Linked DNA regions of Homo sapiens: region 2 is linked to region 1. A link is an interaction called in ENCODE POLR2A ChIA-PET data of the cell type or tissue named here. Cell type or tissue: HepG2. All regions are shown on one strand.

Region 1 (4,000 bases):
AATAAACACGAAGAGATATTTTCCAGAACACAATTGGCAGAGATGGTGCCAGAACACAACAAAAAACTTTCTGAGGCCAACCTTCTATTTAATATCCAAATAAACTATCAGCACAATCTATCCAACTTTTATTTTTGTCATCAGTCACAGTTCTCTACTATATTTGTAAAAGGATGCTTTATCTTGGCATAGCTGCAGCCCATTTCTGTGTTAAGATTTTTACATTACATAGTATTATTGCTATTTTCTCACACTGTGTACCTTCCTGTGCAAATCTCCCTCCCAAACGCTGACAATCAGCAGCTTATCTTCTTGATACCTAGATTCCTACTGGCCAACACCTCTCAATTCCTCTCTCAGCTACTTTTGTTTTCCTTTGTCCTACACTGTTTACCAACCCTTTCTCTTCCTCATTTTCTCCTTCTGCAAATAAAAACCTAAAAAAGAAACAGAAATTCCTTACTTTCTATCCTCCCTAATCTAGTGTTTCTCAATGCATGATCTTCTGATGCTCTTAATTAAAATCACTAGAGGGCTTTTAAAAACACTATACAGGTTCCCAGGCCCCACCTAGATCAACTGAATCATGTCTTTGGGAATATGGCCCGGGTCACCCATGTTTAATCAATCAGGTTGATTCATTCACAGGCTAAAGCTTGAGATCACCAACTTAACCACAAGGAAAAAAGAAAAACAAAACAATAACAACAAAAAAATTGCACCACTGTTGTCAAGCTTCATGATTTATAGAGTCAAGTACAAAAGCATATTGTACAGACTGATGACACAATGTACAACTGTGCTAGATACAGTGTCGTACATATGCTGTGATGTTAGAATATGAGGTACAGGCTTGCACACATTGCCCTTCAACCTGGAACCTCTTTTGCTCACTTATCTCATTTCTATGTCTTTCAAAACCAGATTTCTCCATGAAGCCTTCCCTGGCTCCTCCTGCCTCTCCTTTCAAAAGCCAGGTTCACATGTTGTTCACACCTCTCTTTATATTAATGATCAGACTGTATTTCTCATTGTTTCTTCATGGGGCTGTCTCCTCCTTCAAAGTATGAAGTTCATCAGAGCTATCTGTTTATCTCCAACAATTTATGAATATATGTGTCCCTATGCTATATGGCAAGTGCACAATAAATAGTTGTTGAATTAATGAACTATAAAAAACTAGAAGAACAAGAACCCATCCAAGTGATTTTGCAAAGTTTAAAATGAGACACTATAAATTATCTAGGTGAGTGCTGCATTAGAAATGAAATATATTATTCAAGTTCTACTCTCAGATTTTATTGATTTCCTTATGGAAAACATGTGCTGTGTTCAAAGTCAAAGAAGCTTTAATGCAAGTCAGATCTTCCTTCGTAATCCTTTGGAAATAGCCTTTGACAATGAGGAGAGAGTGAAATGTGACTTGTCACATTATAAATAAGGCTAAAAATACACACTTGATGTCATCTAGTGTTTGGTGTTCCAAGAACCAAAACTAGTCATTGCAACATTTCAGCTTAACATCTGCTCTTTCAACCTGTTCAGCTGGTTGTTTGTAAAACATTCCAGCTTATCTCTTCAAAGTAATGTGAGTGGGAGTAGGAACCCTTTGTTGAGAACATTTTTTAAGTAAGATTCTAGAGGGCCAGTTATTTGTGGAAACCAGCTGATGGAAGGGGGCAGCTGGAGGAGCCAGAGATAGGTGAAGAGAATAATTTGATCCTCCTGTGACTTTTCCTAGTGCTGACTTCCATCTTCCCAGCTGAGAACTCCTGTGATAGCTTCCTGTCTATCCCCCCACCTCCACCACTGGCTCATTCCTCCCTGCAGTCTAGTCTCTCCCCAAGCCCCACCACAGCAGACAACTTCAGCTGAAGAACATTTTGGTTTGAACTGTCCTAAAAATGGAGACACCCCTTTCTTGGATTTCTTTAATTGATATATCATACTTGTATGTATTTGGAGTTACATGTTATATTTTGATACATGTATACAACATGCAATGATTAAATCATGGTAATTGGATATCTGTCATCTCAAACATTTATCTTTTATCTTTTCTTTGTGTTGGGAACATTACACTTCTTCTCTTTTAGCTATTTTGAAATATAAATAAGTTATTATTAACTATAATTTCCCTTCTGTACTATTAAATACTAGAACGTATTCCTTCTATCTAACTGAATTTTTGTACCCATTAACCCAATTCTAAACATTCTACAACTATAAATCACTGGCAAGGAAAAAATGATAAATCAAAACAAAACATCAGAACTTAAAAACAGCTGGATTTTCTTCCAGGTGGAGTTGATGCCCTCTGAATTTTCTTGTAAGTTGTATACTTTCTTCAGAGAAGATCAGAATATTATCCTCTAGGATTAGGGTAACCTTTTATAGGAAGAACTGACACTCTCCAAATTCTCCCTCAACCAGCTTCTTAGTGCCCCACATTCCACAATTAGATGCTCATTTGTTGGTTTAAAACTTCTGTAGCTTTGCTTGTTTACTTTTCACTCCCTCATCGTGTTTATACATCATGACCTTAACATGGATACCTCAGAGTGGAAATATTTGTCAGATCTATTTCTAAGACCAAAAGACATTGGGGAGGATGCTGTTGTGAGGGTGGGGGTTGGGGAGTAACTGGGAGTTCCAGGGCCCACTTGGGCTGCCAGGAGGGAGGGAATCACAGGACGTCTTCAGGCCTATCTCATTTTCTTCACAATTTCCCCTGCCCCGTCCTACTCAGAATGTGAAAAAGCACAGCTTTTTGCCATATGTTCTTTGATTCCCCTGGTTAGCAATAGTCCTGAAATATCAAAATGCTTTTGCTATTTAAGACCTTAATGCTCTTTAAAGACTTTTTTATTAACTGTAGCACGTAAGTCCAAGTTACGGCAAGAGACTTAAAGTTGTTCGAGGCATTGCCAGTAATTCAGGACAGGATCACAAAAGCAATAAAAATGGGAGAAAGAAAAAGATGATGATGCATTGCTGATGCAGTACCTGAGATTTTCATGTCACAGGCTGAACATAGGTACAAGTTTTCCCACAGAAATAAATTCTACCAACTGTTATGTATCCGCAGCAGAGAAGGAAGGTATGATTCAGAAATTAATTTCTATCAAATTGTTTATAGCTCTATTTTGATTATCCACACTTTCATATTTGTAATATTATGTTAACAGAAAAGTAATCGCGGTTTTTGCCATTACTTTCAATGGCAAAAACCGCGATTACTTTTGCACCAACCTAATAGCTGAAAAAGAGTTAGCAAATAAAAACCTGAAAATGTACTATGCAGCCCTTTCTAAAACCTTTCCACAGCTCATCCTTTCTTCCAGCCATTAGGTCCAGCACCAAATTCTTTCCTTCTGCCTCTCCATTACCAGGACTAGTTAGTGCTTTAATGTTCCTTATTATTCACGAATTATCTGACCAAAATAACCCAGTCATTGTTAAAATTAATTCCTCTGAAACGGTTTAAAAATACGGCACATAAAATTTAATTAGGCTAATAAATACTTGGAATATTGTTAAGATATTACAAATGAAGGATACAGGAACTTATGGTCTAGTGGGGAATTTACAGTCTAGATCAAAACTATAGCCGCCAAGGAAGAAGACAAAGCAAATGCAGCTTTGCCATTGAAGAGGCACAGAGCGCTGTTGGAGCACCAAGGAGAGAGATATTATTTCTGTCTGAAAGGAGAAGGGAAATGCTCATAAAGGAGGAAGATGGTAGCTAATTGAGATAACCACCGATTTGTGAACACCACTTCTTTGAATGATCATTATGAAAAATATCTATGAACTAGATTCTTCTCTACATAGAAGTTTGAACAAAGCATTAAATGTTGAAGGCAGGAAGTTACCTAAACTACTAAATAAAAATAATTTATTTTTGTTATACCCTGACGTCTGTTAATAACAGATAACACTTCCTTGAAAGTCAGAGTTTCAGTTAAATACTGGGTAGAGAGTGAATTAAAAAGCAATA
Region 2 (4,000 bases), 450 kb after region 1:
CTGAGCTTTTAAAAAATAGAAAATTTCAGCACAAAAATTTTCTTGTCCTTTTATCAATTATGCCTATAAAAAGTTATGCATTTCAAAATCTTATATTTAACCAATAAATATTTTCCAATACTAGCTAGATACCAAGAATGCAATGTCCACTATTTCTTAAATATCATAAAACCTGCCAAGTGATGCCATCCTTTCCTTAGGATATTTAGAGTGGTGGGAATAAAGGAATAGACAGCTTCTGCGCCTACTTTAAAAGAAATGATACTATCAAAGAAGTTTTACAATGACTTATACTAACTTCTCAGATTGAATGTCTTCAGCAATGGAACTATGAAAATTTTTGGTTTGTTTTTATTTCCATTTTTTCTGCAGGCTAATGGGCCAGATTTCAATGTCTGATTAAAGACATACAGATAAGGGCAGATGGCAGAGGCTTCCAAAGGAACACAGGAAAAGGAAGGTCAATGGTGCATGACCAGCAGTAAATCCCAAGTCCTATCCAAGAGGGGTCGTTCTCAGCCCTCAGACAGTGTCTCTCACCATGCTTTCCTTCTTCCAGGAGCAGTACCCCTACTGCTCCTTCCCCTTCTTGGGGTAATTACAGTACCCCATCCTCTCAGCTTTATTGTTATAGTCTGCATTTGGAGCTGTGAGAGGCAGTGAAAATTTCAGGCAATTCTTTGGACATAAGAAAAACAAAATTCACTCCATCAGGTACTCATTAGGTGCAATGTCCTGTAAAACATTTCAGATGCCAAAGGTCTAGACCAGCCCTGACCAAATAAAGTATATGTTTCTCTTATGATTAACCCCCCGCCCTTTTTTTTTTCGGTCTGGCTCTGTCACCCAGGCTAGAGTACAGTTGTACAATCTCGGCTCACTGCAAGCTCTGCCTCTTGGGTTCAAGCGATTCTCCTGCCTTAGCCTCCAAAGTAGTTGGTGTTACAGGTGGGTGCCACCTCGCCTGGCTAATTTTTGTACTTTTAGTAGAGATGGGGTTTCACCATGTTGGCCAGACTGGTCTAGATCTCCTGACCTCAGGTGGTCCGCTCACCTCAGCTTTCCAAAGTGCTGGCATTACCAGTATGAGCCACCACGCCCAGCCAAAAACTCATTTTTAGAATAGGTTTTCTACAGTATTTATTGCTTATTCTAGTCATGGACTAAAGTCATAGGACTGATAGCAGACACAATAAAAATAAAAAATTGAAAGTCTTAATGTTACATGTAAATCTTTTCAGTTGCTTCTAATGAAAATTTAATATAAAATAACTTGCAGATTAAGTTATGGGTTTAATCACACTGAAAATCAATAATGATGATAGATTACCAAATTTACAGGTAGTAGTAATAAAGATAATTAACATGTACTGAGTGCCTACCCAATTTACAGTCAGACATTGCAATAAATGTGTTTCAGGAATTCTTTCTCTCAATCTTTACAACCTATAAGCTGGTTATATTATCCCCAGTTTACAAATAAGGAAACTGCAAGGCATAGAGATAGCAAATAACTTGTCCAAGGTCACTCAGCTAAGTAATGGAGCTCTTCCCACAACATAACTCGTGGAAATGAACCAAACAGGTAAAGCAAAACCTGTGTGTCAAAAGAACCTGGGTAGGTAACTCTGTCCTTCCCTCCAGCGTACACAATACACAATGGCCTTTTGTGTGAGCCCCCAGCACCTCTGGCTTCTCCTGACTCCACCCTCCTCAATGCTTACACAGCCTCAGAGTATTCTGCTCCCTTTTGAGCTGGAATATTTACTCCTATGTAACATGCACATTTCACAACACAGCTTTGTGGCTATTAGATTTCCAGCTTTTGGCTTTAAATATACACTAGGAAGGCTCAGGTACCACCCTGGAGGTGCACCACTGAGAATAACCAAAAGGAAGTACTTCATTCCAAACACTACAAAGGAGGGTTCAGGTCTTCATGGGGCAGAAACAGGCAGCTTTTCATATTGGCACTTTCTTTTTTTTTTTTTTTTTTTTTTTTTTTGAGACCAAGTCTCATTCTGTTGCCCAGGCTGGAGTGTAGTGGCACAACCTCAGCTCACTGCAACCTCCACCTTCCAGGTTCAAGCCATTCTTGTGGCACTTTCTAACGAATAGTAAGAAGTTGAACAATGTAAGCATGCCTCCCTAGCTTTAAATAACAGGTGAATGAGATACATAAGAACAAGAGGTAGGCTTGAGGGGAGGGAATAATTGAACCCTGGCATATAAAGTTAAGGTCAAAGAAAAAATAACAAACTATAGGCCCAGCCCTGGCATAAATTAAAACACATAATCATGGCAATAATAGTATTAACAGTTTTAAATTTCCAACTACAGGTAGTTAGCAGTAATTAAAAAATATTTATTGGCCAGGTGCAGTGGCTTATGCCTGTAATCCCAACACTTTGGGAAGCCGAGCAGGAACAATGGCTTGAGGCCAGGAGTTCAAGATCAGCCTGGGCAATGTAGTGACACCCCATTTAAAATAAATAATAAAAAAAAAAAAGCCAGGCATGGTAGTGTACATCTGTAGTCCCAGCTACTCAGGAGGCTGAGATGGGAAGAGAGCTTGAGCCTAGAAGTTCAAGTCTACAGTGAGATATGATTGTAGGCGACAGTGAGACCCTGTCTCAAAAACAAAAATTATTGAGCAAGTACTGGAAATTTTACACACATCATCTCTAATCTTAATAAACTTGAAAGCAGGTATTGCTATTCCCATTTCAAAGATAAGAAAACTGAGGTTCAAAGAAGTTAAGATGGTCATGGGCACAGAACTAGAAAACAGCACTAGGCTGTCCTAATTCCAAAGCCCCCATACATTCTGCTATACCATGCTGCTGCTCACATCACGGGTAAATCAAGATTACTTATAAAAGGAGGATCACCGTTACATGTAAGTCTCCTGAGTGGCTCACAAGGCCCAGGATCCCTGCTGCCCAGCACCACTCCGGCCAGCCATTGCCACCCTCTGTTCCAGCCCTGACTTCTGCCTCTCTAGGGACAAGCTGGACTTCTAATCTAATTGATACACAGAAAATAAAACCACAGGAGTGAATTACCAAAGACTTTATTCTGTTTCCAGATGCTCATATGATATCACCTAGAGCACAATCCCCTTTATTCTGCCTCTAACACATGCTAGACTTACTGTCATTTTCACGGTTTTATTTTCAGCACCTTCCACGGTGCCTGGTGTAGAGTAGGTTCGACTGTTTTTAAATCAAAGAGTAAAAGTAATACACTGTGTTACATTAAACCAAAGGAATAAACAAGGTAGATGGGGAGAAAGTTTACAGATGCACTTAATTAATATAAGTAACTGACTTAATTCCGCAGTTGACCAAGTGTGACACACTAGAAGCATTCCCATTCCTCATTTAATAAGTTCAGGCTGCTGGCCTCAACACTATCACTTAGCATCATTTTGAAAGTGTTAACCAATGAGAAGAGACAGGAATAAATATCTGAAAGGATATGGCAATGTGTCACTACAGTTTGCATAAAAGGATTATGCCCCACCCCCACCCACCCAGATAATTAACTGGAAAACTTTATTAGAAGTAATAAAAGAGTGGAGCACCATGACCAGAAAAAAATAAACAAGAAAAAAATGATGAACAATATTAAGCAGTAAAAGAAAAAAAATCCTGTAGAATATTATGCATAGAGCAATTTCATTTATGTCCTCCAACCTTTATAGTTAAGTGTTCATATATGTTTATGAAAGTTTCCATACTTATATTTCCAAAAGATATTTGAAACGTATTTTTTCCCTAGGCAAGTAATGGACCTCTTGCCACAACATAACTCTTGAAAGTGAACCAAATATGGACCAAAATTAACAGTGATTACTGCTGGTATATATGTTTGTTATACAGTATGCCCTGTTCTCATGTTTTAATGACAATCCTATCATTTTACAGTTGAGCAAACTAAAGTCTAAAGGTTAAATAACTGTCAAATGTCTCAAAGCTACTAGGTCAAATCTGAGTCC

The links. Peaks named below come from ENCODE experiments on the same cell type or tissue, not always from the same donor. Only the 100,000 strongest peaks of a DNase experiment are listed, where the experiment ranks them.
Region 2: POLR2A ChIA-PET joins it to region 1 with 9 read pairs; 1 of 35 experiments calls an interaction of 5 or more read pairs at or near these places.

The regions. Positions count from the first base shown.
Region 1 is chr3:151,628,790-151,632,789 of GRCh38, reverse strand. The region is part of intron 1 of LINC02066 (long intergenic non-protein coding RNA 2066); the gene reads right to left. Among named protein-coding and RNA genes, the nearest start is that of MIR5186, 65 kb to the right of the region's middle. In HepG2, no CTCF peak of the experiment used is centred here; DNase peaks (open chromatin) are centred at 1,519 and 2,549.
Region 2 is chr3:151,176,163-151,180,162 of GRCh38, reverse strand. The region is part of intron 11 of MED12L (mediator complex subunit 12L); the gene reads right to left. Among named protein-coding and RNA genes, the nearest start is that of GPR171, 25 kb to the left of the region's middle. In HepG2, no CTCF peak of the experiment used is centred here; DNase peaks (open chromatin) are centred at 1,692 and 3,989.